3 separate regions of the Homo sapiens genome follow, and regions 1 and 3 are each linked to region 2. A link is a loop called in an ENCODE intact Hi-C map of the cell type or tissue named here. Cell type or tissue: PC-9. All regions are shown on one strand. Links, peaks and the distances in the headings refer to the core of each region. The heading gives the core; the rest is flanking DNA.

Evidence for each region. A loop is a pair of places that touch in the nucleus more often than their neighbours do. Peaks named below come from ENCODE experiments on the same cell type or tissue, not always from the same donor. Only the 100,000 strongest peaks of a DNase experiment are listed, where the experiment ranks them.
Region 1: it touches region 2 in a loop (17-fold over the local background); 9 of 110 quality-filtered maps call a loop at or near these places.
Region 3: a loop joins it to region 2, with 10 times the contacts of the local background. A loop is called at or near these places in 45 of 110 quality-filtered maps.

What each region holds. Positions count from the first base shown.
Region 1 is chr9:345,875-350,874 of GRCh38, forward strand. All of the region lies in intron 14 of DOCK8 (dedicator of cytokinesis 8), which reads left to right. Among named protein-coding and RNA genes, the nearest start is that of DOCK8-AS2, 120 kb to the right of the region's middle. In PC-9, for the core only: a CTCF peak has its summit at 1,994 (motif pointing right); no DNase peak of the experiment used is centred there.
Region 2 is chr9:760,778-768,493 of GRCh38, forward strand. It overlaps LOC124902109 (a long non-coding RNA gene), which reads right to left and starts at 604. Exons shown (of 4, transcript XR_007061394.1): 1 at 522-604. RefSeq lists a silencer at 652-946. In PC-9, for the core only: no CTCF peak of the experiment used is centred there; a DNase peak (open chromatin) is centred at 4,404.
Region 3 is chr9:383,999-388,998 of GRCh38, forward strand. DOCK8 (dedicator of cytokinesis 8) reads left to right here. Exons shown (of 48, transcript NM_203447.4): 23 at 2,333-2,428. Among named protein-coding and RNA genes, the nearest start is that of DOCK8-AS2, 84 kb to the right of the region's middle. In PC-9, for the core only: CTCF peaks have their summits at 1,996 and 2,195; a DNase peak (open chromatin) is centred at 2,003.

The sequences.
Region 1 (5,000 bases), core at 1-5,000, 420 kb before region 2:
TGGGTAGTGCTCCCAGAAGTATCCCCGTGGGTCCGTGAGGGTTGGGCATTCATAAAATAAATCCTTGCTCTAACGATAGAGACCAACTTCTAGAGCCAGAAGTGCTCATCCCAGGAATGACCAGGGGCTCCCAAACCAGCGGCTCGGGCCCTCTGCAGTGCCATGTGCAGCCTCTGTGGGTTAGAGGCATGGAGCTAGAGCAGGGTCCTCTGAACCAGAGCCAGGCAGGACACTCTGAGAAATCACAAGCAGAAGGACAGCAATTCTGAAAGCAGAGCAGAACAGCTGGAAAAACTGAGCTGATGAAAAGGATTATCCGAATCCAAGCTTGGCGTTCCTTGCTCTGTGTCCAGATTAAGAAAATGCTAGTGGTTTGCCTAGGAACACATTTGCACCAACTCCTGGCTTATTTTCCATGTGACCCAACAGCTGGTACTAGAGACACCAGCTGCTTTCTGGTGGGGGCAGAATGAAAACAGCATGGGCTGAGGCCAAGGCCCAGCAAGGTCTTCAAGGGCATCCTATCCTGCGGCCGCCAGAGGGGTATGTGCGGAGATCACAGGCAATGAGGTTGTAATGAGCTGTTAAGCTCCCTGCCGTCCCTTTAATGGGTGATTACAGTAAAAAGAGCCACATAAAGTACGTTTTCATCTCTCACTTCAGCCCCCGAGAGCCTCTGAGGTCTTGTTTATCCAATTATCAGACTTGCTGTGGAGGACGGTGCTTGCTGAGAACAAGCATATCAGTTGGAACATGATTTCTCTGATGGATAATTAGCTGTTTTCAGGACTCCTCCTATTCAGCTGAATGTTCTCAGACCAGAAGTCTGATCTGGCCTAACGGGGATGTGCTCCCATATCGCAGTGGAGTCTTAAGGAGTACTACCCACCTTCTCTTCTGCGGGGGAAAAGGAATGGCGTAGCATGCATGCAGGACCTGACCGGAAGGAATGTCTGCGAGTTATGATTTAGTGACTAGAACTTCTAAGGAAAGAAATGAACCAGAAATAACTGCAAACGAAGTGGTTAGGAAGAGGGGCAGGACATGGGGAGTATCCTTGAAAGGGACTTAATTTCATCCAAGGAAATAGGTTCCCAGTTTAAGCCCAGTTAGCTCTGTATTCAGAGTGGATCTTCTCAGTGCTAGGTGAAGGAAGGGTGGTTGTGCATCAGAGTAAGTGTCCAGCCCCACCCTGAAGACTCCCATTCAGGTGGTCTGGGATGGGGCACTGGTGGTCTGACACTCTCTTTTGTTCAAAATCAAAGCGTCCCCCTCCTTCTCATGGAAGGGAAGCTTCCACCAACCCTTAATGAGTTCCTGTACCATATGGAGTTGTCAAATGCTCCATACCGGGCACAGCGGCTCACACCTGCAATCCCAGCACTTTGGGAGGCCGAGGCGGGAGGATCCATTGAGCCCAGGAGTTCAAGACCAGCCTAGGCAACATAGCAAGACCCTGTCTCTACAACAACAACAAAAAAATTAGCCAGGGGTGGGGGTCCACACCTGCAGTCCCAGTTACTTGTGAGGCTGAGGTGGGAGGATCGCTTGAGCCAGGAAGGTCGAGGCTACAGTGAGCCGTGATCATGCCACTGCCCTCCAGCCTGGGCAACAGAGTGAGACTCTTTCAAAAAACAAAAACAAAAAACTCTGTCCTAAGTATCAGATGATGCGGAAGCCCAGTACTTGGTTTTACTAGGCTTAGCAAGCAGTCGCTTATGGAACAGAAGCTTTTATAAACAAACCATGTAGTTAGGAAGGGCAGTGGCAGCCCAGGCAAAATCTAGTCATTTGAATTAGCCAAGGAACGGAGACAAAGACAAAGTGAATTTCTGGTGCTAGTTGCAACTTGGTCTCGATAATAAATCAGGAACACAATCCCCACATTCCTAATGCCTTGCTCCAAAACTCAGCAATCCTCCTATTTGTAAGAATGAAAAAATTCAGGAGGGAACCAATTGCCTAAGGTTATGACAGCAAAGCTACCGTTCCAGTATAATATTCAGCCACTAGAGGACACAATTCACTCACTTTCTAGATTCAGACACACGACTACCTTTTTCGTTACAAAACATATGAAGTCGTGATTTATGAAAGTAGGACACATATTGTATTTTTTGCCCTTGAAGTGCAAGACCAGGAAAAACTGAAAAGTATTGCAGCATCCTCCGAGATCACTGTTGTCATTTTTTCGCAAAGGATTTTATTCTAGCCTGTCAGTTTCTGCCTCCTTTCATTAGTAAGTCCTGACCTTAGACATCTGGCATTTTTTTGGAAGGTGTAGTGGGGAGGGGGACCAAGAGATGCATCCCTTAATGTAGCTAAAGATCGAAATCTTCTCATTTTGGGGAGAGTTGCTTACTATACATATTTACACATTCACCAATTTTGTCTCATATGTAAACCACAGAATGTGCCGAATTTTCCTAGAATCATGGTTGAGGCAGGTAGGAGTAAGGAGGTGCTGTGTACATTAGTGTCACTGATTCCACCGTTCACAACTCCATACCACTCTCCTTATTTTATACTCTTGAGTCCACAGTGCTTTGGTGTTACAGCCCATATAGAACGGTCCTACCTAAAAGTCCTGCGGTCGGTTTAACAGTGACGAGTGTCATTTTTCCACTGTCCTTTACATAGAATTCAGCAGGAAGCTTCATGAGGCACCCTGTTTCTACATGAGTTGCCCTGGTTGGTGGAGGCAGAAGCAATGGAGAAGTGGTGATGAAATTAAGTCAAAGTTAGGCTTGCATTTGACTCTGATCTTGAATAGTTTGTCTAGATTAGAGGGAGCACCTAAAATCCAAAAAGCCTTTTGTCTTTGATTTCTATACTTTTGTTAGTTTTACAAATTATTATTTAAAATCAGTCCTTTGAAGTGGCTTCTTCTCTTCTGACGGGACAGCTTTGGGAAACTGTTTAGTCTTATTTCTTTTGCTATTGGGAAGTTGTGGGGGACGCTATTTTGCAGCTTTTTCATCCTCAGTTCTGACCTCCTCATGTGCTTTACAGATGCCCCCAAAGGTCAGCATTCATCCACCTTTCACTGAGAGTGTTTGGCCATCTCTAAAGCAGAGGTATTTTAACAGCTCTCCTTAATGGATGTCCTGTGGTTTCAGGCCTCAGACAGGCTGCCCTTGGGCCCTCAGCAGAAGTCGGGAATCGTCTTATACTTCCAGATCGTCTTTTACTCAGGCAAAATATGAGATGCTGTGTCAGGGTTTCCCAAGGGAAGAAACTGAGTGGGAGGTGCAGGTAAACCCCACAGTACAAAATAAAACAGAGCTGTGAGTAGTTGAAAGGACTGTGTTTTGACAGCGTAATAAGGTAATTGTTTAAAACCATGGCTAATTCATCAGATGTCATGTGTCTTTTATAGTTAAAAGATGAAATTTCTTTACCCACTGGTGTCAACAACAGAAAGATTCTAAAACTTTCAAAAAATGTGCCAGTCCTGGCTGCTTTGTTTCATGTTCTTTGACAACTTTCAAAATGTAAATTGAGATTCATGCAACTATTAATGGAAATATAAATATCATGGCTTCATAAGGATAAAATTAGAGGAGCTCAACATAACGGCTCATTTTAATGATTTCTAAGGGGTTTCCATGCCCAGGCTAATAACTGTACATTTAGCAATAAGCAAATCTCAAAGCCTATTTCTTATCTTTCCCTAGAATTACAGCTTTTAAGCCCAAGCTGGTCGTTCCTTTTATACCACTCCACTCACTTGATAGGGGTGACATGGGCTGAGCTTTCTCTCCTATCAGGGCTCAAAGACAAGTTTAGCAGCGTTTCTAAACTTCTGTCAATCAGCTCACAGGACACAGACCAGTTTCGTTATCCCATTAACAGATTTACATTTCTGTTCTCTGGAAGTGTCAGTTAATGTCCTTAAAGGTAATATACACAAATGTACACAATAGTCTCTGAATTTTTCTCAGAAGACACACTCAGAAACCTTAGAATTCTGATTCATTCTCTTTGGCTCAGACTTGGATGAATTTGCTTCTCAGAGTAGGGACATGAAAATTATTCTTAATTTATACTTCATGTAATCTGTTTCTTCTTTCTCCCTCCGCCGCCCTCCAATAGCTCTTCTGAGCTTGTTTGTTCTTCCCCTAACTCCCATTGTTGAAAACATGGCCTCCCCTCATTCTCACCTTTCCAGGAATCTCCTTGTGCTCCTCAAGTTCGGCTCATCGCAAACTTGGAGTTCTGTTTTCTCATGCCCTTCTTTCATTTTCTTCTTTTAAGAGACAGGATCTTGCTCTGTCTCCAAGATTGGAGTGCAGTGGTACGATTCTAGCTCACTGCAGCCTCAAACTGCTGGGCTTAAGTGATCCTCCCAACTCAGCCTCCCAAGAAGCTAGGACCACTGCTGTGTGTCACCACACCAGCTAATTATTTTATCTTTTCTAGAGACAAGGTCTCACTCTGTTGCCCAGGCTGGTCTTGAACTCCTAGCCTCAAGCAATCTTCCTACCTCAGCTTCCCAAAGCACTGGGAGGTGCCACTCTTCTTGTGTTTTTTACCTTTGCATTTATTTCCTGGTTACAATACTTTTAACTTAATGGCTGCTGAACTAGATTCTGCCAATGTACGTGCCGTCCAGGACACGTTCATGCCACTTTAATTTTCTTAGAACATCAATGAGATAGTCTTACTAGGGAGAGATAAAGGGCAGGGGTTTGGTTTTCTGGCAGGTTTTCTTTCATTTTAATAACGAGCCAACCCACGGAGGAAGGAATTGATTGATGGCTGCTTCCTCTTTTGTAAAGAACAAACATCAAATTAGTGGTTTGTCCTCACTTTGCGGATAAGCAGAATAATAACACCTGTGCCTCTCCCTGCATTATTTTGAAACTAATATAATTTTGTTTGGACAGAACGTAGATAGCAACCTTAATGGGGAGGAATGTGGAAGAGGAATTACTGAAGGGGGACCAGTCAGCCTGTCAGGCAGCAACTCTGGTGCCAAAGAATGGACATAGGATCAG
Region 2 (7,716 bases), core at 1,308-6,307:
TCAGAAGAAAGGTGCCACAGGAATCAGGGTGCTACACAGCATAGGGTTTGGGGGACACACTCCTGTGATACTCCATTGTATTAGGGCTCTCCAGAGGAGCAGAACCAATAGGATATATATAGATGTATAGAAAGTGATCGACTACAAGGGACTGGCATATGCAATTACTGAGGCCAGGAAGTCCTGTGGTCTGCCATCTGTGAGGTGGAGGCCCAGGAAAGCCAGGGGTGTGGCTCCAGCCCAGACCCAAAGGCCTAAGAACCAGGGAAGCCAGTGTCTGAGGGCAGGAGAGGATGGAGGTCCCAGCTCAAGCAGAACGGGAACTCTATCTTCCTACACGTTGTTGTCCTATTCAAGCCCTCCGTAGACTGAATGGTACCCACCCGCAGTGGTGAGGAAAGCCTTCTTTACTCGGTCACCAATTCAAATGCTCATCCCTTTCAGAGACACCCACGCAGAGGTGTGCCAGCTTTCTGGGCATCCCTTGACAGTCAAATTGACACATAAAAGAACCATTATACCTTCTTGTCCAGAAGTCTTTGCAGATAACCGTCCATGAATTCTAATGAAGCCTGGGAACCTATCCAGAGCTGGGGCAAGAAAGGATCCATGCAAGTAGGAAACTAGCAAAACCTGCAGGCTCCAGCATCCTGCCAGTCATCTGCAGACCCCAGAGGGGTCCACAAGCAAGTGCTCAACAACACCGTCCTAGTTACATTCGGGTCATGTGGCTTCTTGACCAGGAAGAGAGAAACCTCTCAAACAAAAGCTAAAGAGAATCCACAGCTGCCTTCTCCAAACCTGTTACAGCTGGAAAAGCAAGTGATGAGGAAATCACATGAGCTCATGCTTGTGAAGCACTCTGTACAAACAGGCACTGTGGAAGCATTCACTATTTTGTTAACGATAAGGTCATTTTTTTCCTCGAGGTCAGGTTGTTCATTCCAGTTTCACTCACTGGCATCTCTCCCCAGAGCACACAGGCACTCACACAAAAATAACTGTCTTCCTAGTTATCCCACAGGTATGGACAATCGCTGGTACGACCATTGGATTGTCCACTGCCTTGCTGAGTTCCAGCAGGCTGCTCTGATGGGGAACAAAAAAAAAAAGCAACCTGTGGGCAGCGAGGAGGTTTTTCTAGGGAATCTGCGTAGACTGTCTTTGTCAAATGTGGGAAGGAAAGGGGTCCTCCCAGGAATTAGGATCTGCTGCGAGGTTGTGCCAGGGCATCCACGCCTGCGTTTCTCTCAGTGTTGGCCTCGCTGATCCCACCATCCCTCCAGGTGCGCTGTAGAACTTCCAAGACTCATTGCCATGAATATGTTAGCTAGGTGGTCGTCAAGTCTACAGGTTCTTCCTCCCCACAGCTCTTGGGTCCACCCTCTTCCACTGCTGCTAACACAGTTCAGGGCACCATCATTTCTTCTGGACTGCTGCAAGGTCATCAGAACTGGTCTCCCCAATGTCAGCCCTGCCGCTTTCAGTACAGTCATGTTATTCCCTGTTGAAAGCCACTCAATGGCTTCAGCTCGGTCTGGCATGATGAAGCTTCCTCCGTAATCTGGGTTCAGCTCCATCACACTCCTCCCACACCTCCAACTGAGCTAAACCAAAATGCCACAGGAGTTCCTGACCTTAAGCCCTTGTGTCACTCACTTTATTATTCATAGTTTGTCCCCAGTGTTGCAACCAAGAGCTGAGGCTCCTTGGGCTCTCTCATTTTTGAACATCAAATGCAGGTCTCCTTTGCCATGCAATGTGACTGTCTGATTCACAAGAGCATGGCCCTGCAAGTGTATGCCAGGTGGCCCTACCCACATCAGCAGATACATTGGCAGACAATCAGGATGGATCAGGACAATCTCTCTGAATACATCCATCCATTTGGAAGGAAGGCAATCAAGATGGAGATTAAAACCAGCTTAACATGGAACTAGAGAGGCAAAACAGCCTCCCTTGTGAGGTTCTGAGTTGTAGAGTAGGAAGGTGGCATGTCCTTGCCTCACTACCCCTTCGTTCCCATTCGGTGGCTGACAGCTTCTGTTTCTCATTTCTTATTAGACTAAAGCTTGACTCTTGCTCTGCTGTTTCTTTTCATTGATGAAGCTTAAATAACCAGTAATCACAGCATGCAAAATAGTGTGCACCAGACTTCATATAGTTAAAGTGAGAGTCTTCATTTTTGAAAATATGCTCCAGGCAACTTTGGAAAAAGCAGAATTACTTCCTCTTGTAGGCCACTGGACAGACCCTACTTCGTCCTAAAGTAAGGTGAAGGCCAAAAGACGGGCTTCCAGGGCCAACTACACTACACCTACCTTTTGCCTTAACTTTATTCACTTGTGGGCAACATCAAAAGATGAGCCTATTTTGGGGCCGGCCGCAGTGGCTCACGCCTGTAATCCCAGCACTTTGGAAGGCCGAGGCGGGTGGATCACGAGGTCAGGAGATCGAGACCATCCCGGCTAACACGGTGAAACCCCATCTCTACTAAAAATACAAAAAATTAGCCGGGCGTGGTGGCTCACGCTTGTAGTCCCAGCTACTCGGGAGGCTGAGGAAGGAGAATGGCGTGAACCCAGGAAGCGGAGCTTGCAGGGAGCCGAGATTGCACCAGCGCACTCCAGCTTGGGCGACAGAGCGATACCCCGTCTCAAAAATAAATAAATAAAAAATAAAAAATAAAAATGGAAAGAGAACTACTTCTTTCAAAAACTAGGTGGAGGTCGGACACAGTGGCTCACGCCCGTAATCATAGCACTTTGGGAGGCCAAGGCAGGCGGATCACTCGAGATCAGGAGTTCGAGACCAGCCTGGCCAACATGGCGAAACTCCCTCTCTACTGAAAATACAAAAAAAATGAGCTGGGCATGGTGGTGGGCGCCTGTAATCCCAGCTGTTCCGGAATCTGAGGCAGGAGAATCGCGTGAGCTGAGGAGGCAGAGGTTGCAGTAAGTGGAGAGGGCACCACTGCACTCCAGCCTGGGCGACAGAGTAAAATAAAAGTAATTTTAAAAACTAAGTGGAAATTAAATGAAATTTAATATTAAATGTTTCCAAATAAAACATTATAATTTATTAAAATCCTTTTTAAAAAACTTTAAAAATCTTTTTGAAAAAAACTTTCTAAAAAGCAATTTAAAGGGAATCTTTGCCTTTTACAGTATTGAGTCCACTGCTCTTTTCCTTTCCTCTTTCGTTCTTTAATTCCTTCATGTCTCGCAATAAAGGAAGAAACACGTACAGTTTGGGCATATATCTAGTTGCACATATCCTGGCCCTAGTGTAAAAGACCACAGGGTTTACAGGAGCGCGTAGCCTTTTCTTAATTTAAAAGAATACAGGACGCAGGAGAGAACCACACCCCGCAGACCCAGGCGTAGCGAGTTGTCTGCCCTGTGGCACTCTGTCACCTAGTGTCTGAATCTGCATATTGCACTCTCCTCGATATCCCTTGGTCTGCGAAGGATGAAGTTCCTTCCACCATACGGCCACCGCCATCACCATCACCTTACGACCAACCCCAATGCTCTGCAATGGAGAACAAGCGCCACCATGTTGCAGGGTTCCAGAAAGCAGCAGCTCTGGAACCAGACAGACCTAACTTAGACTCCTAGCTTCCCGTTTACCAGCCGAGACTTTGAGCAAGGGACTTTACCTTTTTAAGCCCTAGTTTCTACATCTATAGAATATGGATGGTAAAAATGCCTGTCTCTAGACTTGTAACCACTGAGCTTCTAGAAAGCCAAATGGGTATGATGTTATAAACATTAAATGAAATATCACAGATAAAGTGCCTGCAAAGCATAGATCAGGCTGGGTGCAGTGGCTCAGGCCTATAATCTCAGCACTTTGGGAGGCTGATGCAAGCAGATCACTTGAGGTCAGGAGTTCAAGACCAGCCTGGGCAACAGGGTGAAACCCCACGAGGACTAAATTATGTTTTTTTATCTTGCCCAAACTCCTATCTAAGGGGTCTGGGGCATCACGCCCTACAAATCACAAATTCTCATCAGATGGGTTTTAATTAGCCCTATATATTGTGACTTACTTTCCAAACTGACTCTGGCATAACATGAGACAAGGGAGAAAATCAAAATATTTTACCCCAAAACATGTTCGTCATATTTTGTAATGGCCCTGCAAAGCTGTTCTGTATAGGGGAAAATTTGCATCTGTAAAGAATCTATTAACACAGCTAGATCCTTTTCTTCCAGACCCTCCCAATCCTAAAGAGATTAACTAAGATCTAAATAAGAAACATTTGTCATCTGTTGTCTCTAAGGGCAGCACTATGAGACTTCAAAACAACTTAGGTCTCCACAATCTTTATCTTAACCTGAACATTCCTTTTCTATGAATCCCAGGTCTTCAGACAAACTCAACCAATTGTCAAAATACTTAAACTCACCTATAGCCTGGAAACCCGCGCCCCACCCTCTCAACCCTTTGACTTGCCCCCACCTTTCTGGACTAAACCAATGTAGTGCTCAAATGTATTTGATTGATGTCTCTTGCCTCCCTGAAATGTATAAAACCAAGCTGCACCCTGTCCACTTTGGGCACATGTTTTCAGGACCTCCTGGGGGCTGTGTCACTCATATTTGGCTCAGAATAAATGTCTTCAAATACTTTACAGAGTTTGACTCTTTTCGTCGACATGCTCTAAACCTTGCCTCAGTCTCTCCCTCTGCCTTATGCCCCTCAAATTCTTTCTTCTGAGGTGGCAAGCACTGAAGTTGCTGCAGACCCATACAGATTCGCTGCCAACATCCTGACCTGTCATTTTATGGGTAAGGAAACTAAACTACAAGGTCCTTAAATGGTCTCTCCACAGTATTAGCCAAACCTGAACAAGATCCCAGGTGTTCCGAATTCCCATCCAAAAGAAAAGGGGAAACCCAATCCCGTTTCCATCTCACCCAGGATCTATTGTCTTCCCAAAGCACTTTACTTTCTTTCCTGCCCAGCTGTTGAAATATCAAACTGTACTAAGATTTTGGCCATGATGGACTCTGTTCTCTGCACACTAAGACATTTATCTTCCTGGTCATCATAAATATTAATAAGTAATATTTGTTGCTGTTTACTGAGCAGTGTGTAAGCATCCATATTATTTAATGGAAGTTTTTCTAGCTGTGTTTTAAAGTTGCAGCATTTGAATGAATGAATGACTTCTGAGCCAAAGTGAGAAAAAACAAACAAGACACAAATGAGTTTTTTCTAAACTATTTTTCTCCCCGAAATTAGCTCTGCTACTTTGCACAAGTCTCCTTTCCTAAGATCCAGCTTCTCATCTGTTCAATGCGGATATGAACATCTACAAGTTTATGGTAAAGTTTAAAAGCACATTTGTCTGATACTAAGTAGCTAATAAACAATCGTTACTGTCATTACCCCAGTTGGCAATTTGAGCAGGGCTTCACAGGGAGTTTGGGTGACAGGCGATAAAGTAAAGGACATTATGGAAAGTCTGAAAGAATGTAATAAGGATAATATATTTTAGATGTATTTTTCTCTTTTATATTTTGTAAATGACTTTTCCCCTAGTAAGCCTAAGGTGATTCTTATGCCTCAGGGAGGTTTGAGACTATTATAGGAGGAATGTAAATAGAAAAAAAAAAAGATAGATCTAGTTTTTGATTTCCAATTTGAGTTCCTAGAAAAACTGAGGACTGGGGGTGGCTCCGGCAAGATGGCCAAATAGGAACAGCTCTGGTCTGCAGATCCCAGCAAGACAAATGCAGAAGGCGGATGATTTCTGCATTGCCAACTGAGGTACCCTGGCCATCTCATTAGGACTGGTTAGACAGTGGGTACAGCCCACAGAAGGCAAGCAGAAGCAGGGTGAGGCGTTGCCTTACCCTGGAAGCGCAAGGACCCAGGGGCCTCCCTCCCCAAGCCAAGGAAAGTTGTAAGGGACTGTGCTCTCTGGCCCAGGTACTATGCTTTTCCCATGGTTTTTGCAATCTGCAAATGAGATCCTCTCATGTGCCTACACCACCAGGGCCCTGGGTTTCAAGCTCAAAACTAGGTGGCTGTTTGGGCAGACACCAACCTAGCTGCAGGTTTTTTTTTTGTACCCTGGCAGTGCCCGGAACCCCAGCGAGACAGAACTGTTCACTCCCCTGGAAAGGGGGCTGAAGCCAGGGAGCCAAGTGGTCTCACTCAACAGGTCCCACTCCCATGGAACCCAGCAAGCTAAAAACCACTGGCTTAAAATTCTTGCGGCCAGCACAGCAGTCTGAAGTCCACCTGGGACGTTCGAGTTTGGTTGGGGGAGGGATGTCCATCATTACTGAGGCTTGGGTAGGTGGCTTTCCCCTGACAGTGCTAAGGATGCCAGGAAGTTTGGACTGGGCGGAACTCACCACAGGACTGCAAAGCGGCTGTGGCCAGACTGCCTCTCTAGAGTCCTCCTCACTGGGCAGGGCATCTCTGAAAGAAAGGGAGCAACCCAGTCAGGGTCTTACAGATAAAACTCCCATCTACCTGGGACAGAGCACCTGGGGGAAGGGGCAGCTGTGGGCGCAGCTTCAGCAGACTTAAACGTTCCTGCCTGCCGGCTCTGAAGAGAGCAGCAGATCTCCCAGCACAGCGCTCGAGCTCTGCTAAGGAACAGACTGCCTCAAGTGGGTCCCTGACCTCGGTGCCTCCTGACTGGGAGAGACCACCCAACAGGGGTCGACAGACACCTCATACAGGAGAGCTCTGGTTGGCATCAGGCTAGTGCCCCTCTGGGATGAAGCTTCCAGAGGAAGGGCCAGGCAGCAATCTTTCTGTTCTGCAGCCTCCGCTGGTGATACCCACGCAAACAGGGCCTGGAGTGGACCTCCAGCAAGGTGCAGCAGACCTGCAGAAGACAGTCCTGTTAGAAGAGAAACTGACAAAAAGCAGTAACATCAACATCAACAAAAAGGATCCCCACACAAAAACCCCATCCAAAGGTCACCAGCCTCAAAGATTGAGGGTAGATAAATCCACAAAGATGAGGAAAAAGCAGCGCAAAAATGCTGAAACTTCCAAAAACCAGAATGCCTCTTCTCCAAATGATTGCAACTCCTCTCCAACAAGGGCACAAAACTGGATGGAGAGTGAGTTTGACAAATTAACAGAAGTAGGCTACAGAAGGTGGGTAATCAACTCCTCTGAGCTAAAGGAGCATGTTCTAACCAAAAGCAAAAAAGCTAAGAACCTTGATAAAATGTTACAGAGACTGCTAACCAGAATAACCAGTTTAGAAAAGAACATAAATGACCTGATGGAGCTGAGAAACATAGCACAAGAACTTCGTGAAGTGTACACAAGTATCAATAGCCAAATCAATCAAGTGGAAAAAAGGATCAGAGATTGAAGATCAACTTACCGAAATAAGTTATGAAGACAAGATTAGAGAAGAAAGAATGAAAAGGAACGAACAAAGCCTCCAAGAAATATGGGACTATGTGAAAAGACCTACAACTGATTGGTGTACCCGAAAGTGAAAGGGAGAAAGGAATCAAGTTGGAAAACACATTTCAGGATATTATCCAAGAGAACTTCCACAACCTAGTAAAACAGGCCAACATTCAAATTCAGGAAATACAGAGAACACTACTAAGATACTCAAGAAGAGCAACCCCAAGACACATAATTCTCAGATTCTTCAAGGTTGAAACGAAGGAAAAAATGTTAAGGGCAGCCAGAGAGAAAGGTCGGGTTACCCACAAAGGG
Region 3 (5,000 bases), core at 1-5,000, 380 kb before region 2:
CTCAGTTTTTCTCTAATGTCCTTTTTCTGTCCCAGGATCCCATTCTGAATGCCATATTACATTTTGCAGTCTTGCCTCCATAGGCTCCTCTTGCTGGAAACAATTTCTTAGACTTTCTTTGTTCTTCATGACCTTGACAGTTTTGAGGAGTAATGGTCAAGTATTTTGTAGATTGTCTCTCATTAGGAATTTTTTAAAGATTATGATATTATTCACATACCATAAAATTCACCCTTTTTTAAAAGATGGAGTATACGATCCAACAGTCTTTAATCTACTCACAAAGCTACCACGATGAATTCTTAGCCTGAATTTTTTCTCCAATGATCTGTGGCCTCAGGGTGGCCGAGCTATTAGAGTAATATCATTTCCCCTGATAAAGAGAAATCAAAATCTCTAGGTTTAGACACAGACACAGTTTCACCCTTACAAATTCCAGCCACTTGACACTGTGTGGTGTGAGGAAGGAAATCTGCAGGCCAGGGTTTGGGGCTGGGCGCCAATACTGCCCCGCTGTGTGGCCATGGGAAAGTCATGTAACTGTGCTGGGCCTCATGTCCTCATCTCTGCAGAGGTCCTGGTCCCTGAATGAACTTAAGAACCATCTACCCTGGGTCTTTTAAAAACACTGGATTTGGCCGGGCACCGTGGCTCATGCCAGTAATCCCAGCACTTTCGGAGGCTGAGGCGGGCAGATCACGAGGTCAGGAGATCGAGACCATCCTGGCTAACACGGTGAAACCCCGTCTCTACTAAAAATACAAAAAATTAGCCGGGCGTGGTGGCGGGCGCCTGTAATCCCAGCTACTCAGGAGGCTGAGGCAGGAGAATGGCGTGAACCCGGGAGGCGGAGCTTGCAGTAAGCCAAGATCGTGCCACCGCACTCCAGCCTGGGCAGCAGAGCGAGACTACGTCTAAAAAAATAAAAATAAATAAAAAATAAATGAAAAAACCACTGGATTCACCCCCTGAGATGCTGATGATCTGTAGTTTGAGCCATCAGGAATTATTCGTATTCTATCCTTTTTGACTTACAAAAATCAGTTCAGGGATGTGCTGGAGTGAGCTCATACCTGTTCCCAAAAGCTGATTGCTTAGTTTTCCAGAATTTTTTGAGCCAGTTTTGAAACAGACATTGTTAAAATTAAATCGTATAAACTTAAAATTAAATAAGTTATATTAAAAACAAAGGTAATCTGAATGCAATGTGGTATGCTAGATTGTATCCTGGAACAGAAATAGGACATGAGTGCAAAAACTGGTGAAATCCGAGTCGTTCGTGTTTAGTTAATAGTAACATATCAATGTTAGTTTCTTAGTTTTGACAAATGTACCTTACTATAAAAGATATTAAGAGAAATGCAATGAAAGTCATATAAGAAATACTACCTTTGTAACTTCTCTGTAAATCTAATAATAACTATACAACTTATACTTCAAAATTAAAAGTTCACTTTAAAAAGGTAAACCTAGTCCCTTCCTAATAATTTCACTATATGCTACAATATCTAAGTTCTTCCTTCTTTACGTTTACTGTGTCTGTGTGATGGAAATATTATATAATGGTTTGCTACCACACTGCATTTCTATGACATCGTGTTGGTAGATTGAAATCAGTTATGATGAAAGTATTTGTGGCACAAAAATTGGCAAATGCTACAAATTACCCCTACCCCCCTGACAACTGGTTGTTAAACATTTGCCAGCACAACACAACTCAGCCTCATATTGAAAGCCCCTTTCAGTAATACCACTTTCTGATCACCCAGGAAAGAAGTGGTCTGCAGCTATTACTGACAGCCTTGATCTTTCTATTTTTCTTTAATAAAATGAAAATATTAAATTTTTATGTGGACAGGGTTAGCAATTTTCGAATTATTTTGTTGCATGGGGAGAAAATGTCTGATAGAGCATGAGCACTCCACTTCCCTTCAGAGGTAGTTTTTGACAATGTATTGGTGTTTAGGAGACAGCGTGGTGCAGTACCGTACTAAACCACAGAGAGACACTGTTCCCACACATTTTTTCCTGGCGTCCCCTGAAGTCACAGACTCCTAGAAGGGACTACTCAGCAGCCCAGATTCTTAAATAGTTTTTAACTGTAGGTTGCTACACACAAACTATTAACGGGTGTTGTCTCAAGAGCAAGTAAAATTAGGTATAACTTCACTGTCTTTGCTTTGTTTTATATTTACTTATGGCAATTGTTTTACCTTTGTAACCAGGAAAAAAAATATGTATAAAAAAATGAATTCTGAGGTTGTGATTTCCAGATGTCTGGCTTACCTTTCCATGGTTGGTTGACTGTTAAGCCATGGTTTGTGTATTTTAGATCGCCGATCGCAACTGCAGCCGAATGTCTTACTATTGCTCTGGCAGTAGTGATGCTCCAAGTTCACCTGCAGCCCCAAGGCCAGCCAGCAAAAAGGTACTGAAGAGAGCAATGTGAGGTTCATCCCAGGATAAGAACAGAAGGATTTCCTCATGCCCTCACACTGTGCTTGGGAATAGTCAAAGTGCTCCCCTGCCTGTCCCTGATGTGCTAACACACACACACCCCACACACACTTTTGCAGCCCTGTCCTTTACGCCACATTTGACCACCTAATTGCCCATTAACTCAGTGTTTCTCCCACTTTCTCATGCATCAGAATTACCTGGAAGCCTTGTTAAAACTCATCGCTGGACCCTACCTCCTGAGTTTCTGATTCAATAGATCTGAGCTGGAGGCTCAAGAATTTGCATTTCTAACAAGTTCCCAGCTGATGCTGGTCCAGGGACCACATTTTGAGAACCACTGCATTGGCCTCCTTTTAGTAGAGGGAAAGCTGGGCACAAGTCATCCTTGACAAAAGTGAATGGCAATAATTAGGTATCATTTGTTTCAATACCATATAAACTAATATGAAATGCTTCCTCATAATTCTTCACAATCAGCCTTACCTATGAGTTCAGAAACTTTAAAAGCTGTTAAACTGCTTACCAGGATTTTTAAAGCAACAAAATTCCCCAATCATAGTCCCAGCCTATGTGGTCTGAGGGATGGAGGGAAAAAAAACTGTCTGCCCTAATTTCCTCTCTTCTAGGCACTCAAGAATCTCACCATTATAGTAGCTACTTAAGTTTTTAATGTCTTTGAAGACCTGTATTAAAATGTAAATATGGCAGGGCACAGTGGTTCATACCTGTATTCCCAGCACTTTCGGAGGCCGAGGTGGGTGGATCACCTGAGGTCAGGAGTTCAAGATAAGCCTGGCCAACATGGTGAAACCCCCTCCTACTAAAGATACAAAAACTAGCCGGGCATGATGGCAGGCACCTGTAATCTCAGCTACTCAGGAGGCTGAGGCAGGAGAATCACTTGAACACGGGAGGCAGAGGCTGCAGTGAGCTGAGATCGTGCCACTGCACTCCAGCCTGGGCGACAGAATGAGACTCCATTTCAAAAAAAAAAAAAAAGAAAAAAAGGGTAAATATGCTTATTGCAAAGGATAACACAGGAAGCCATTTGCAAGAGCTGACATCACAGGGAAATGTTTATTAAACAGGCAAGGAGGGAATGAGCCTCCCCAAGTCTCCCTTTGGACTGGATGAGGGAAAGACCAAGTGTGGGAGGGCCGGGGCCTGGTGCTGTGCACTTTGCAGTATTCCAGGCACCATATGTCTAGTGAGAGGTACCAGGATTTAACTATAAAAGGAAAAGTGAAAAAAGATATGGTTAGGCTAAAAACAAATTAGTCCACTTGCTCTAAAATTTAATATTAGGCTATCACAGGCCCTATGCAGTGACTGGTTATAGGTATTATACCATTTTCCTTTCTTAAAAACCATTATTTGCCTACAGCCTGACTTCTTTAACCCATGTCCTGTTTGGTTTCGCAGTTGCCATGTTTTGACTTGAAATGACCAGAATAGAGACATTTTATTTCAAAGGGAAGTTTGGCCAATATGTTTCCTTAATACCTTAGCAGACAGAGTTTTGCTGCTTGGCTATTTTATATAACCTCCAGAGCAAGGTGTTCTTGTAATAATGCTGCCCAGAAAGCAGCATGAATTACTTTAAGAAGCAGCTTATCCTTGTCTAATCTCTTCTTGCCATAAGACCCTGGCAGACAAACTGACCTATTTTCTAGAGGCGACCTTTGAAGCTGGGGGAGCATGTCTTTCCTACAATGAGAAGATCAAGGTGTAGTCCAGTTATAATATGTGCACAGTTAGACCACCTGCTAGACTAAAACTCAACCCCACGCCTCTCTCAAGTGAGACAGCTTCACTTCAGACTCACAACAGCAAACAAATGTGTTAACGCATATTAAAATTATTAAGGTTTGACTAACCTCACAAAACGAAGTGAAACCAGTCGATAAGCTGAAACACCTAAGCATTCTCCATTCCTCACCACTAACCCGCCTGGGATCTAATTGGTTAAAATACCCAAGCATGTATACAGAGATTTTCCTTTTGTCATCTTTTAGTTTAGCTAAGTAGCTCTCAAATTTTAATGTACGCAAGAATTAGTACATTGGGTTGCATGCGTACTGGACTCTGTGGGTAATTTTTTTTTTTTTTTGAAACAGAGTCTCACTTACTCTGTCACCCAGGCTGGAGTGCCGTGGTGCAATCTTGGCTCACTGCAACCTCTGCCTCCCAGGTTTAAGTGATTCTCCTGCCTCAGCCTCCAGAGTAGCTGGGATTACAACCGTGAACCACCACATCTGGCTAATTTTTGTATTTTTAGTATAGATGGGGTTTCACCATGTTGACCAGGCTCGTCTCAAACTCCTGACCTCAAGTAATCTGCCTCCTCGGCCTCCCAAAGTGCTAGGATTACAGGCATGAGTCAACACACCTAGCCCTCTGTGGATAATTTAAACGACTGTCAAGAGCAATGTTTGCTGTAATCAGTTTTTGCTTTAGGTGTTGACTTTAAAACTTAATTTGCAAATAAGGATATGATATTAGGGTGTTCAAATAGCTTTAGCTTTCTTACCTACTTTCTT